Regions from separate parts of the Homo sapiens genome. Here region 1 is linked to region 2. The links are chromatin loops, found by intact Hi-C in ENCODE. Cell type or tissue: Panc1. All regions are shown on one strand.

Region 1 (8,000 bases), 180 kb before region 2:
GGCCTAAAAACAGAAGGAAATTATATCGCAGTTATGAAATGTTACGTCTAAAGTTCATTGTGTCAAACTGGCATACCTAAAATAGGTGGGAAATGCCCCTGAATCCACGGAGAAAAGAAGTATCAGCTTCTCCCAGCCACGCTAGGTGGGGTAACTACAGGGGGCGATGGAGCTTCTCTGCAGTGTTTTTGTTAGCTCCTCTGTTTATGCTCTTGATATCCAAGAGCGTGTCTACCCTGAACTCCTACTCAAATATGTTTAGCCTTTGTTGTATTGCTTCCGATTTCTAAGTGATCCCAGTTCACTCTTTCCCATCATTTTTGGGGCATACTTACCTGTTTCACCTGCCATCTCCATGCCTGGTCACCTGAAGTCAGTGTCTGCAGACCCTGCTTGGGATGGTCTCTGCACTCCTAAGGTGAGCTAGCTCCCTGCTCACCCTGCCCTGCCCTCAACGTCCTCTCGGGCATCTCCCGGCAGCCATGAATGCTCCAGAAGCATTCTAACTCTGCACTCTGTTTCCTCCAGCCTGGGGGCGGGGGCAGGTGAGTGATAATGACCATCACTGTATTTGACTGGCAGTCTTCACACCGCAGGGTTAAAAAATTATTTTTACTAAAATATGCCTGCCTATTCAAGGCTGCTCTTTAAAATAATACATAAGTCCTTTTTTTTTTTTAAATCCTTATTTAAAATTCCTCCAGAATAGGACAACTAGATGACAAGGCAAAGAGGAGCTCTTGAATCTTCACCTGACCCCACTGCCCTCCCCCGAGGAGGGGCTACATCCTTTGGCCCCAACTCCAGAGTTCCAACAGCAGTGAGGTGGCAAGTGCCCCACGCTCAGCGCGGCTAGGAGACTCTTGCTCTCGATTTGTATACGATCATGAAATGAAGCATCTGTCCACACAGGGCAGGCCCCCAGAGGGCCTATGGTGAGCAGGCAGTATCAAGATTCTCTCTTCCCTGGCCTCCTGCTTAAGCATTGCTAGAAGTTTCTTCCCGGGAAGGATGAGGAGTTTATCCAGGCAGCGCTGACAGCCAACGGCAGGACTGATAAAGCCTGTGGCTGGCTTTATCAGTAACACAGCTAAGACGACTTTAAGAGCCCATAAAAATGCTAACAAATATTCCTGCTGACCAACGCATTGCAGCAGTTTCACAATCACAAAATCCTGCCGGTTTATTGGGATTAATTACTAACTAATAGTTAAAATGCTAAAGTTTATGAATGACTTTAAAAAAATACAAATTAGTGTGGATTCAGGGCTATCTTTCACTTAGTAAATATTTATTTGGCAGCTTTTACAGGCCGAGTCCCCCGCCAAGGGCTGGGGCGACAGAGCACCATCTCCCACTTACGCGTATGGAGGTCTGCTTTCTTGAGTGGGAGAGAAAGAAGTGGGGTTTTACTGGGAACTGCGCCCAACCCACAGCCTGATTTATCTGTGCCGCAGCCTGCAATCTAGATAGGCCCCATGGGAGTGCGTCTCGTGTATTTTAGGGGGAAAATAGTTGGGAATTGCTGCTTTACAGAGCTGGGCTTCAGATTCTTGGCGCAGAAGGGAGCCAGCCAGTCCAGATAAGGAGCGGGAACTGAGGTTAACATGTATTCAAGACTGAATTCCTTCTCAGTCCCCGAGCAGTAGCTCCAGAGGGTGACAGCCTCTGCATTACTGCCCTCGTGGTCTCTCCCCACCTTCTTGAAGCTGCCCTCGATGTCAGTTTCAACCTATTTTACTGGTACAGAAATATGGAGGAGTGAGGGGCCAACCCAGCACTCAGTGACTGACACTGCCGGCCCCCACGCTGTCCACCCCACCACGGGCACTGCCACCCTGCCTTCTGCTCTGGTCGGTTTAGTCTGTAGAGACGTTATCAGCATAGCACAAGCTAAAAGGTCCCCCAGGGAGGCCAAACCAAATCAGGTCCTTGATTTAAATGACGATTTAAATCACTCCCTGCTTCATCTGCAGTAATTTTGTTTTATTAGATAAAGCGTTTGTGGGAAGAAAAGGAAATATTTAAGGTTTCCTCCCGCTGTCGTAGGCTAGTTAAGTGTAAACAGAAAAAACCTGTTGGGCTGTGCTGAGGCATTGCACACAATTTGTCATGTGCATCTCCATGAGGACAAAAACACACATCCAGGCAGGCTTCCTCAGCAAGAGAAGTGCCTCTGAGCATTTCCTCAGGACAGGACCTTTCTACTGAAGATCCTGCGGAGGGAGGAAGTTCAGAGTTCATGCCAAACCTGACCCCAGGATCCAGGCAAAGACGGTTCCCTAAGGACACTACCACAGAGACAGTGACCCTCTCATGACGCTTCCTCAAACATGATTGCACACACTCCACACTATTTTCCTACCGAGAAACCACCAGGTGCCTTCCTAAGCTCCCACGCCTGTTGGCTGCAGATCCTGACCCACAGCATGGGCAGAAGCCAACAGCAACCTCCTGCGGCAAGGATCCCAGTGTGCTTGGAGCTGGAGAGGGCCGATTCGGAGGATCCCAGAGTCCTACAGGGGCTTCAGACAGGAGATTCCGAGGGGGAGTAGAGCTGTGAGCACAGGGTATCACTGACCAGTGAGGAAGAGGGTGTTTTCCCCACGGGATCCCGAACGGCACAGTGTCAGTGTCTGCTCAAGGAACCATTAACCCCAGGGATGCAAAAGATCTACTACTTATGGCTGGAATACGGAATATTCAAAACCAGATGGACAGTTAGGTCGATAGATAAGACAGATAGATAAGATTAGAGAAATAAGATAGATTACATTGATAGAGATAGATTTAGACAGACACAAATACTTTCTTTTTGTTCAACTGTTAATCATCCAAACTACTTTTATCTCAAAATGAAATACAGCAAACCCAGTGAGCAAAGGAGGATGGAGCTGTAGGGGATCTTTATTTTTATTTAAATAGAAGTTTTTTCTCCCTTGGGGTTTTGTTTATCTGTCCATACACATCCATAGAAAAATATTATTCTTAGAGTCCTGAGGCTGTTCACATTTGTTTGCACAGACTTTAAAGGGCAAATAAAAGACAAGCAGAGATATTTTTCAGACATACTGTTGTACTTAGATGATGTGTTTAGATCCCTCCTTCTAGTTCAGGAGCAATTTGTTCATTCATTACTGTCCAAAAAGTACTTTCAAAATATTCTACTAAATTTATCAAAGATAATTTTTTTTTTTAAAAAAAGCTCCTAACTTCTCAAATAAACTCGTACCAAATCCTTTCCAATAGCCACAGTAATACTCACATGACACTGAAATGACCCTCAGGACACCAGGGGCTGTGACAAGAGTAAGTCCCCAGAGTAAGGCGGGATTCTGCTGGCATGGCCCGCTCCCACAGCCTCCTGCCCACATCCAGCTGTTCAAGCAGGCACGAGGCAGGACTGCGAAGCTTCCTGAGGTTCTTGAACACTGAGGATCTGGAGCATTTGAGAACTTGAACTTCAGATCCCTCAAAAGAAGGTTCTGCAAACTTTCTGGCTACTTAGCAGGGTGGCCTTTACCAGCACTCAGTTGCTATCCTTGTCCCTGCCTCCCGAGGTGCCTCCACTGCTGCCAGCCTCCCCCACCCCAGCCTCCATCCACACCGCTGCTGCCAGCCTCCCCTCACCCCAGCCTCCACCCACACGGCTGCCACCAGCCTCCCCTCACCCCAGGCTCCACCCACACCACTGCCGCCAGCCTCCCCCACCCCAGCCTCCATCCACACCGCTGCCACCAGCCTCCTCTCACCCCAGCCTCCACCCACATGGCTGTTCCTCCAGGTAAGCTCTCTGGATGACCCACAGGAGAATCACTGGGGCGCTGGCGAAAACTGCATTTTTCAGGGGGCAGGTTTCATCATCTCTGTATTCTATCCCCAGAGATTTCATCCTAAAAATGTCATAGGATCGTATGACTATCTTGTTTCAAAGTCTCCACTCACTTCCTGTTTCATAAAGAACAAAGTCCTAACCCCATTACAGTGGTCCCAATTACACCCCAAGCTACATCTCCTGCCAGTTCTCATCCTCCTGAATCGCAGCCTCTTATTCTGGTCACACACAACCATTTCACTCTTTTTTTTTTTTTTCTTTTTTTTGAGACGGAGTTTCGCTCTTGTTGCCCAGGCTGGAGTGCAATGGTGCGATCTCAGCTCACCAAAACCTCCACCTCCCAGGTTCAAGCGATTCTCCTGCCTCAGCTTCCTGAGTAGCTGGGATTACAGGCATGCGCCACCACGCCCAGCTAATTGTGTTATTTGTAGTAGAGACAAGGTTTCTCCATGTTGGTCAGGCTGGTCTCAAACTCTTGACCTCAGGTGATCCGCCCGCCTTGGCCTCCCAAAGTGTTGGGATTACAGGTGTGAGCCACCAGGCCCGGCCTCATTTCACTCTTCTGTGCACTTATGTATGTTGTACCCATGGACATAGAATGTTCTTCCCTCTCTGTTTGACTGGAGAACTCTTCCTCACCCTTTAAGTCCTGGCTTGAATGAACACTGTGCAGCCTCCCATTGCTATCTCTGTGCCCCTCAGCTGCCTGAGCCTCCGGTATCGGCACTTCTGGCCCCGCAATGTTACATCCTCTTTACATCACTGCTGTCCCTAGAAGGACCCCCTAGTCGTGCGTGGCTGGGGTGGCATTCAGCTGACAAGGTTGAACGTATGTGCTGAGCTTCTACGAGGCACCCTGTCCTGTGATAGGGGCTGAGGATACAGCAAAGAACAGACCTTAGTTCCAGCCTAACAAAGCTTACAGTATTGTGGAGAAGACAGACAAAAAATGTAACACCAGATACTAACGTAACCCAAATCAGGAGGCCCTGACCTGGTCTAGGGGTCAGAGAATGCCTCCCAGACAGTACTGGCATTTACCTTTGCATTTCTAGCACAGCGCCTTGCACTCTGGAAGGCTCTGAGTCAGTTTTCTTAGGTGAAGTGTCACTCAAATGCTAAAGACCCTCAAATATTCAGCCCAGACCCCTGGACCCACAGACCCAACTATTAGACATCTCTTACTAGTGTATCCCACAGACATAGGAGCCCAAAATTAAACATATTTCCTCCTAAATCACTCTACCTACCCAGATTTACGGCCTCCATAAAAGGCACTGCCTGGCTGACCACACAATCAGCCTGGAAGTTATGAATAACTCTTCTCTCTCTTATTACATCCTGTGCCCAAAGGATTGTCCCAGCTCTGTTGATTCCGCCTTCTGGATTCTGACCGCATTATTTCCTCTCCATCCCCCCTCCACCGCCACTGCCCTAAGTCAGTCCTCATCACTTCTCATTTTGACCATTTTGACCCAGGTCCCAGGAGTGATTTTTCTAATGTACAAATCTGATTCTATCACTTCCCGGTCACAATCTCCAGTGGGCTCCTTCTTGCCAATAGGTTAAAATCTAAATTCTGCTGCACGCTGTCCGGGATCCTCGATAACCTGGCCCTGCCTTCCTCTCCACTGCCCCCCCGCTTCCCCGACCTGTATGTGCGTCAGGACTGAACCTCTGCAGTCACGATTTCTCCAATGATAGACCACGGCCTCTCTGGGAATGGGGCGGGCCCCCTGGACCTGGGTCTACTAGCATATGGACTCAGACCTAAAGATCAGGGTGCCTGGTGCATCTTACTTGGTAACAAAAAAAGCCAAATCAAAATGTTCTTGTGTTGAAAGGGGCACATTATCTGCACTAAAACATACCCTGCATCCAGTTGCAAACGTACAGTAGGAAACTCTTGGGAGCCAAGAAGTGTCCTGTATTGTGACTGTGGTGCTGGTTTCATGGGGTTATGCATCTGTCAAAACACACCGTATCGTGCACTTTGAGTGCAGTTTGTTGTACATAAATTATACCTCATAAAGTTATTTAAAAAGTTCCCTCTGTCAACACTAGCTTGCATGGATTGTCATACTGTCACCTAAAATGCTCTATCCTTGCCTATCTGCATGTAAATCCTACTTTTTTTTTCACTGCCCCCAAAGCCTTTCCTGACTCCCCCACGTAAACGTGACTGCCACTTCTCTTGTTTCTCATAGTTTCAGTCATCCCTCCCCATCCTTGGTGGTGAAGCCTCCTAATTCCCTTGGTGGGAATTTGTAGTTAAGGAACTTAACACTTCATAGAAATAACAGGCTATGGGTGGTGAGGTCTCCAGGGACTAGAGCACAGAACTGTCTTCATTCTGGTACTCCCTGCACCCAGGAAAGTGCTGGGTATAGAGTAGGTGTTCAATCAATATTTGAGGAACAAGGAGATGGGAAGATCTGGAGTTGATACACTCAGTACATTAGGCTTAGCTGATTCTTACTTGAGGAAGACAGACTGAGCTATTAGTAGTGACTTCAAATGGGATAGGGACAATCTTGCAGTAACCTTGCTGGTGAGAAATCTAGGAAAACCCCAGCATCTGTTAAAAAGTCGCTCTTTGATAACTGCTGTGTCCCCGTCCCAAGGTAATCATTTTAAAGTCAAATAAAAAACATGTATGATTTGGATATTTCAAGTCTCTTTTTCAAAAGCACTATCTCTGTTTATGAAACTGATGAGCTGTGTTGCTTAAGCTCTGCTAACTAAGAAAGTAGTGTTTTACACTGGCTGGGCGCGGTGGCTCACTCCTGTAATCCCAGCACTTTGGGAGGCTGAGGCAGGCGGATCACCTGAGGTCAGGAGTTCGAGACCAGCCTGACCAACATGGAGAAACCCCGTCTCTACTAAAAATACAAAATTAGCCGGGTGTGGTGGCGCATGCCTGTAATCCCAGCCACTCGAGAGGCTGAGGCAGGAGAATCGCTTGAACCTGGGAGGCAGAGGTTGCAGTGAGCTGAGATCATGCCATTGCACTCCAGCCTGGCCAACAAGAGCAAAAACTCTGTCTCAAAAAAACAAAACAAACAAACAAAAAAAACCCCACCAGAAAAAAGAAACTGTTTTACACCTACTGCCATGCAATAGCATGCTTTTGATACATGAGTATATGTATAAAGTATAAGATATATACAAGATTCTAAAATAGTGGCTGAAGGACCATGCAATCAGGCAGTCATAGCAATGACCGATTATTAGTGATAAACACATGCCACACAGAGAAAGGACTATGGACAATAATGGCCTATTTAACCTACCACTGTCCTGCAGCAACCGCTCATCTGGAGGAGCAGCAGACAAGGGTAGATGGAGCTGCATTACATGGCGACACTAGGCAGCTTGGTCTACACCATCACTGCTCCTCCCATCATGACCACACCACCTGGGAGGACCACCAAAGGGAAAAAGATCAAGAGAGGCCGAGGAGAATTACTACCGCTTGGTCTCGATGGTCACGTCATCAAAGATTCATTCATTGACTATTCAGTGTATGTTCTGACTAAGATGGGCAAAAGTGATCGAGACACTTGGGTTCCGTTCTGCTTTGCTCACTTAGTCCTTAACTTGACTGCCCTTCCCCTGCCTCACTTTTTTCACTTGCAAAACCAGACAAAATGCTAGACATTCTACTCACCATCAGACCCAGGAGAGCCTACAGGGAACCCCACGGCGTGAAATCAGCGTCAGCTCAGCAGGCAGGTATTCCAGGCAGAGCACACAGCCATGCCCACCCACATTTCCCACCTTCACCCTTCAGGCACGAGACCCCACCTTCTGACCACCAGCTCCTGCACTTTTTTTGCGGAGCCCTCTTGCCCACCCCGGTAGGAAGGAGATGCCAGAGATGAGTGCTCCCTGTGACAGCCCTCAACCAGGGACAGGCAGGAGCCGTTGTATAAGGACACATGTTGTACCCCGGCTGACTTCCCCAGCAGGTTTGGCCCCAGTGGCCACGTCCATCACCGGTGTGATAACCCACTCTTGATTGGCTGTCTTCCCTTCCTTGTCTCACTTTCCCACTCTCTGATCAGTAGCTCCTCATGTCACAAGTAATCTACTGGCCTTTGAGTCACTGCTTCAGGGTGGGCTTCTGGAGGAACACAAACTAGGACAACAGGTCTAGTGTGGA
Region 2 (8,000 bases):
CTTTTTCTATTTCTTGATTTGGATGCTTAGCTCATTACTGTTCTTTCTTTTTTTCTTTCTCTTTCTTTTTTTTGAGACAGTCTCTCTCTCTGTCACCCAGGCTGGAGTGCAGTGGTGTGATCTCGGCTCACTACAACCTCCGGGTTCAAGCGATTCTCCTTTCTCAGCCTCCTGAGTAGCTGAGATTACAGATGCCCGCCACCATGCCCAGCTAACTTTTGTATTTTTAGTAGAGACGGGGTTTCATCATGTTGGCCAGGCTGGTTTTGAACTCCTGACCTCAAGTGATCCACCTGCCTTGGCCTCCCAAAGTGCTGGGATTACGGCGTGAGCCACCGTGCCCAGCCTTTTCATTTTCAATTTTATATATGTGTTAAGAGTATAAATTTTCCTCCAAGAACTGCTTTAGCAGCATCTCACAAATTTTGATATAAAGTGTTTTTCCCTGTTCTAAATATTTTGCAATTTCTCTTTTTTACAATATTTGCAATTTCCTTATTTTCTAATTTGCAAAATCTGTAATTTCCAGTTTTTTAAATGTATACTTTCCTATTTTGCAATATTGGTCCTTCTGAATTTCCCCTATGGTCTTTCTCAAAACTCCTATCAGATGAATGTACCTTCTCAGTCTGTTTTCCATGTCTCCTAATCTCTCTTTGATATTTTCAATTTTGTTTTATCCTTCTGCACTGCATTTTGGATAATTTCGGCAGAATCTTCAAGTTCATTAATTCTCCTTTCATATACGTTAACTTGCCACTAAGTTTTTAATTGAATAACTAGATTTATTGATTATTTGGTAAATCTACGTGTACTTTTAAAAATACTCTTTTTTTTTTTTTTTTTTACCGCCCTCCCTTCAAAAATAGTCAATTTCCAAGCCAACATTTACTGAATACTTACTAAGTGCCAAGTATTCTGAGAGCTTTAGGTAATTTAATCCTCATAGCAACAATATGAAGTTGGTACAATTTGCATGTCAATTTTATTGAGGTACAGAGAGCCTAAATAACTTAGCGACATTCATATGATGAATAAGTCACAGGGCTAGAGCTCTAATACAAACAGTCTAGCTTCAGAGCCTGTTCTCCTTTTAAAACTAAAATAATTATATTTTATATGGAGAATTTCCAAACATACACCAGAGGAAAGAACAGAAAAAACCCATACATCCATGTCCTCCTTCAGAAACGATTCTACTGCTCTACCTGCTTCCTTTATCCTCCCTCCCCTTTATTTGCTACAGCATTTCTTCTTCTACTACTATGACTACTGCTACTATTAGTGCTACTTCTATTACTGCTTCTTCAATTTTTGAGAGAACTGTAAATTCACATGGTGTTTTAAAAAATACAAAAATAGGGCTGGGCGCGGTGGCTCACGCCTGTAATCCCAGCACTTTGGAAGGCTGAGACGGGCGGATCACAAGGTCAGGAGATGGAGACCATCCTGGCTAACACGTGAAACCCCGTCTCTACTAAAAATACAAAAAATTAGCCGGGCGCAGCGGTGGGCGTCTGTAGTCCCAGCTACTCGGGAGGCTGAGGCAGGAGAATGGCGTGAACCCGGGAGGTGGAGCTTGCAGTGAGCCCAGATCACGCCACTGCACTCCAGCCTGGGCGATAGAGCAAGACTCCGTCACAAAAAAAAAAAAAAAAAAAAAAAAAAAAAAAAAAAAATACAAAAATAGCCAAAACAATATTGAATGAGAAGAATAAAGTTAGGAAGACTCATACTTTCTGATTTCAGATCCTACAGTAAATAGTAGGTTTACCTACAGTGTGTTATCAGCATAAAGATGGACAAAGAAATCAATGAAACAAAATTGAGAGTCCAGAAACAAATCATCATTTTTTTATGGTCAACTGATTTCCAGTAAGGGTACCAAGACAATCTAATGGAGAAAGAATACTCTTTTCATCCCATGGTGTGGGACAAATAGAAATAGACATGCAAAGAAAATGATGTCAAACTCATTAAGTCTCAGTCTCAGAACATATAAAAGAATAAACTCAAAATGGGCCAAAGAGCTAAATGGAAGAGCTAAAACTATAAAACTCTTAGAACAAAACATAAGAGTAAATCTTTGAGGCCTGGGTTAGGCAGTGATTTCTTGGATAATATACCCAAAGAGCGAAAGCGGCAAAAGAAAAAAAAATAAATCGGAGCACATCAAAATTTATAAAATTTTATGCTGTAAACAGTATCAACAAGAAAGTGAAAAGAGAACGACAGGATGGGAGAACATATTTATAAATCATATATATGATAAAGGACTTGTGTCTAGAACTCTTACAACTCAATAATAAAAATACAAATACCCCAATTAAAAATGAGCAAGGGATTTGAATCTTTTCAATCAACAAAGAAGATTCACAAATAGGCAGTAAGCACAAGAAAAGATGTGCAACACCAATAGGGAAATGCGTATCAAAGCCACAGTGATCTACAGGAACAACGGAGAAGCAATACAATATAAAACAAAACAAACAAAACCCCATAATGAGATACCACATCACATCCACCAGGGTGGCTATTAAAAGTCAATAACAAGTGTTGGTGAGAATGTGTAGGGACGGTCATATATTGCTGGTGGGATTGTAGAGTGGTAAGGTCTCTTTGCAAAACATTTTGGTAGTTCCTTAAAATGGCAAACATACAATTACCATATGACTTAGCAATTCCAATCCTAGGTATATACTCAAGATAACTGAAAACGTGTTTCCATGCAAAAAAGCACCCACAAATGTTCACGGCATCATTATTTATTATAGTCAAAAAAGAGGAACAACCCAAATATCCAACAACTTATGAATGGATACATAAAATCTGGCATATCCATATAATGAGCTATTAGCCATAAAAAGGAATGAAGTACTGATACATGCTACAAGTATCAATGAACCTTGAAAACATGATGCCAAGTTAAAGAAGTCCTGCAAAAGGCAACATAGTATATTATTTCACTTATATGAAATCTCCAGAATAGGCAAATCTATATATAGAGAAAGTAGATCAGTGGTTGCCAGGCCTGGGGGAAAGGGACAATGGCTACATTTAACAATTTGAGCAGCAAAATCAATAATGCTTTCAATTTGTGAAAATGTATTTAATATATAAAAAGCGATGACACTGAAATAATACTAGAAAAAGATACTTTAAAAAATAGGGTATTGTAGTGATGGTTACACATTTCTGTGATTTACTAAACAATATGGAATGGCATATTTTAAACGGGTAAATTGCATGGGATGTGAATCATATCTCAATAAAGGTATATAAAATAAGCCAATGTGCAGCCATGTAAGTAAATAATGCTTTTGCTCTTAAAAAATATTAAGAGAGGGCAGGCGTGATGGCTCACACGTGTAATCCCAGCACTTTGGAATGCTGAGGTGGGAGGACTGCTTGAGCCTATAAGTTTGAGACCAGCCTGGGCAACATAACCAGACCCTGTATCTACAAAAAAATAAAAAAAAATTGCTGGGCATGATGTCACATGCCTGTGTGTAGTCCCAGGTACTTTGGAGGCTGAGGTGGGAGGATTGCTTGAGCCCAGAAGGTCAAGGCTGCCTTGGGTCATGATCGCACCATTGCTCTCCAGCCTGGTTGACAGAGTGAGACCTTGTTTCAACAAAAAAAAAAAAAAAAAAAAAAAAAAAAAAGTAGGAGAAAAGAAAATAAACTCATTTGTCAGCACTGAAGTTTACTAGGGAACTCATTACATAAACAAATGAGTAAATGAATAGATGTGTGCAAGGACAAAGCGTCCCTGCCCTCTGGAGGATACAGCAACAAGGTACCATCTTAAAAGTCAAAAGCGGCCCTTACCAGACAACCAAACCTGCTGGTGCCTTGATCTTAGACTTCCCAGTTCCAGAACTGTGAAAAAATAAATTTCTGTTCTTTATAATCTACCTACCTACCGACTTTGTTATAGCAGCATACCATACACAGACTAAGTGGGAAACCACAATCCGGCTGTGGGGTGTTTATTATTTATCATTTCTTCTAGTCTGGTTCAGTCAGAGATAGGAAATAAATATTTTTTTAAAAGGGAGAAAATTATTGGTTAACAGTAATGTTTTAAATTCAGATTTAAGATTACAGATCTCAGTCTTGAAGACTGGGTTTACTAAACTACTTTGATTTTATACTTTATATTTTTTTCTCTTATGCTGAAAAATTTTGGTTCCTAACAATAACATAATTACTTGTTATTTGTTTTCTCTAACAATATAATGCTTTTAAAATTCAAAACCAATACAATTACTATCAATATGCCTTCAGGATGAACTCTAAAATCTATTTGGGCTGGGCACGGTGGCTCACGTCTACAATTCCAGCACTTTGGGAGGCTGAGGAGGGAGGATCACTTGAGCCCAGGAGTTTGAGACCAGCCTGGGCAACATGGTGAAACCCCATCTCTACAAAAAATACAAAAACTAGCCAGACACGGTGGCATGTGCCCGCAGTCCCAGCTACTTGGGAGGCTGAGGTGGGAGGATCGATTGAGCCTGGGAGGTTGAGGCTGCAGTGAGTGGTGACTGTGCCCCTGCGCTCCAGCCTGGGAGAGAGTGAGACCACTAAAAAAAACTTCGCATTTTTGTTCTTTTACTTGGAGTTTATCCTACTGAGATGTACAGAGAAAAATCTGTATTATAAAGTTAGCTGAAATAATTATTTGCTCAATGTGAATGTCAACAATTTAATATATAATTAGATTCATTTGTTTCTGTTTGTTTTTAAATTTCAAGGACTGCTTTTTTCCTTTTTTCAGATCTAATTTTATTTTTGATTATGTAATACATTCATTTGATTCTAGAGTCAAAACTATATAACTAGGTATAATCACAGAAGGCTTGCTTCCACCCCTGTCTCCTCTATCCTGTTCCCTCCTTTTTAGAGGTAACTTTTTTGGGTAAATTTTTGATTTGTCTTTCAATTGTTTCTTCTTGCAATTATTAGCAATCATATACTCATATAATTGCACATGTTCCCCCTTTTCTTACATAAAAAGTAATATGTTAAATACATTATTCTGCATCTTGCTTTTTCATTTAACAGTATGTTCTGGGAATCGCTCCATATCAATAGAGATCTTTCTCATCCCTTTCTACAGCTGCACAGTATTCCACTCTGATGGATATACTATAATTGACAACAAATATCCCACTGTGGCACAACTGGGTTATTTTGAATCTGTTGCTATTATAAATATTATAGCAATGAATTTCCTTGTGTATATGTTATTTTGTATTTTTGAAGATGTGTCTGTGGGACCAATTTCTAGAAGTAAAGCTTCTGGGTCACAAAGTCAACGCACAGATAAGCAATGTTACTACATATTGCCAAACTGCCTCTATAAGAGGTCTACATTTTGCATTCCCACCAGGAGAGTATCAGAGTTCCCAATGTGCACAGCCTGCTTAATTGAGTGTGTTGTTAAATTCTCGATTTTGGTCACAAAGCACCTCAGCTTGCCATTATCTTACTATGAATGGGTAAGGACCATGTACATTTCTTTCTTTGTGATCTTCAGGTAGGAACTTCCCAGACAAGTAGTGACATAAATTTTTAGTCTAAACCTGGGGAAGGTACAGGCTTGATAACTTTGGTTTCTTAGAGCTGACTCTGGGCTCCTTCCCAGAGTCAGGGCAGAGAAAAGCTTCTTTGTCATCTGTCACTGGTAGGCGTTTGACTGAACGAGTCTTGCTTTTCTGCACAGCGAGCCTCTAATGGACCCATCTTCAGCAGAGGTTCGGTTCCAACTCCCCACCTCTTGTGAGCTCAATGCCTCACCTCCATTCTCTGTATAGGCATTTTGTAAACCCAAGTCCTTCTAGTCATAACTACGTCTGCTAGCCCCTGGGCAGCTGCTGCATAGGCTCACACACCTCATCTTTATCTTTCAGCCCCCTCTTTGATTCTGACACCATTCTCTCACATGAGCTCAACCACACATGACAAATTTTTAGAGGTGGTAAAAGCTTATGCAGCTTCTTGAGGTTTGGAACAAAAGGCTTTCCGCGCTATCTGAAACAGATTCTAATCATCTGTTTACATATCTTTTCTTCCAATAGATTTGAGTTTATGAGGGCTGCGACAGAGTCTCATTCATCTTTCTATCAACTCAGTACCTAGTAAAATTGCCAGCTTAGATAAAATCCTTTATATGTTTGTTGAATTCAAGAATCAATTTTCCATGATTGGTGCAAAAAAATGATAGGTTTGTAGCTCCCACCTTTCCTACGATTAAGGACGACATATATTTTTTGGCAATGAGTCTAACATTTTGAATGCTTTTTCTATAAAAATTCCTTTATTAAATAATTCATTTTCCTCTTTGTATTAAACAAAAATAGATATATAGTTACCAATCAGAATTTAAAACCCAGTGTTACCACAGTGAGTTATCTCAGTCAAAAGCAAAGAAAATAGACATCTCAACTAGCACAGTTTTTTCTCAGATAAAAAGACAATTTCTGTTCCTTACACTAGTTTCACAAAAGAACTCTAGAATCCAGGGACTCCAGTTTACACATATTTATAAAGTTTTCTCCTTCATTTCCTTCCACGCAAATAGATTTAATATGAAAAGGAAAATTGTTGATTATGGATATTCACTTATTTACTTTAGGACTCAGTGATTTTTTTTTTTAAGACTCCATGTAGTTTTTCTTCTTATCTCAGGGTATTCTTGGGCACATCACCATTTATGGAATTAAGCTCACAAGACATCTGTTCTTTCAACATATTTCCCATGAAAACTACTTTTTTCCCCCTCTTGGTAGAAAGCAAATAAAAAAAATTTTTTTTGGTCTATCTGCTCGTTCTTAAGAAACTGTTCTCTTCCATCTCATCATGACCGTTTTTGTAATCCTTAGAAACGCTTGCATGGGATTCCTGGCTTCTATAACCCAGACACATAACCCAGCTGGGTGGACTTACAAACATAGCTTATAGTTTTCCCTGAGCTGAAGATATCCCTTCTTAGCTGCCAGAATGAGTATGTTCATCTTAATGGTTAATTCCAATTACCATGTATATTTAGCACTTTCCCATATGCTGTGCAGACTTTAACTTCGAACTCTGGAGAAGAGCAGCCTATATTTTCTCTCTTCAAACATATATTAACACAAGGATAAAAACACATTCAACATTTTAAAACTGAAAAAAAAAAAAAAACTACAAAATTTCTATTCCACTCCTAATTTTTGAAAGATTTCCTGTTTTCTGGCAAGGCCATGGTATATAATTATGGTACATTCTGGTGAAAAAGTAACAGTCAGATCTAAAAAGCCATTCCTAAAAGTTGGTCATGAACTTAAGTTCCAGGAGTGAAATACCTTTTGGGCCAATTTGCCTATAATGGCCCAGTGCAGTACCTAAAATGAAACTGTTCAAAAACAAAGAGTGGTTGAGCCTTTGCTCCTGGTCACTGCCCCACTTTGGAGTACAGATCTCACATCCTTGCAATAAACCTAATGCAATCCAATTCTAGTTTTAATGTCATAGGATCATTTCTCCCAGCTGTATCTGTTCTCAAAGAACAGAATGTTTAAAGGGAATTATTAGCTGGATTCAGTGAGACTCAACACCATATCTAAAGAAAAGAAGAAAATGCAGGCAAGTGCATTCTGTTATTCTAAAAATCAGTGAACAATGGCCAGGATCCAAGAACATTTACCACAGTTTGTCTGTAATTTAGGTTATCTGAGTGGCTGAGTGTATTAGTCTGCTCTCACACTGCTGTAAAGAACTACCCGAGACTGGGTAAATTTATGAAGAAAATTGGTTCAATTGACTCAGTCCCTCAGGCTTCACAGGAAACATGACTGGAAGGCCTCAGGAAACTTACAATCATGGCGGAAGGTGAAAGGGAAGCAAGCACCTTTTCTACATGGTGGCAGGAGAGAGTGAGAGCACAGGTGAGGGGGGAAGTATCGCACACTTTTAAACCATCAGATCTCAAGAGAACTCACTCACTATCATGAGAA

The links. Peaks named below come from ENCODE experiments on the same cell type or tissue, not always from the same donor. Only the 100,000 strongest peaks of a DNase experiment are listed, where the experiment ranks them.
Region 1: it touches region 2 in a loop (2.5-fold over the local background); 7 of 110 quality-filtered maps call a loop at or near these places.

The regions. Positions count from the first base shown.
Region 1 is chr12:1,570,107-1,578,106 of GRCh38, reverse strand. All of the region lies in intron 1 of FBXL14 (F-box and leucine rich repeat protein 14), which reads left to right. Among named protein-coding and RNA genes, the nearest start is that of FBXL14, 20 kb to the left of the region's middle. In Panc1, no CTCF peak of the experiment used is centred here; no DNase peak of the experiment used is centred here; H3K4me3 peaks cover 2,033 bases; H3K27ac peaks cover 5,208 bases.
Region 2 is chr12:1,394,596-1,402,595 of GRCh38, reverse strand. The region is part of intron 16 of ERC1 (ELKS/RAB6-interacting/CAST family member 1); the gene reads right to left. Among named protein-coding and RNA genes, the nearest start is that of LINC00942, 100 kb to the left of the region's middle. In Panc1, no CTCF peak of the experiment used is centred here; a DNase peak (open chromatin) is centred at 3,725.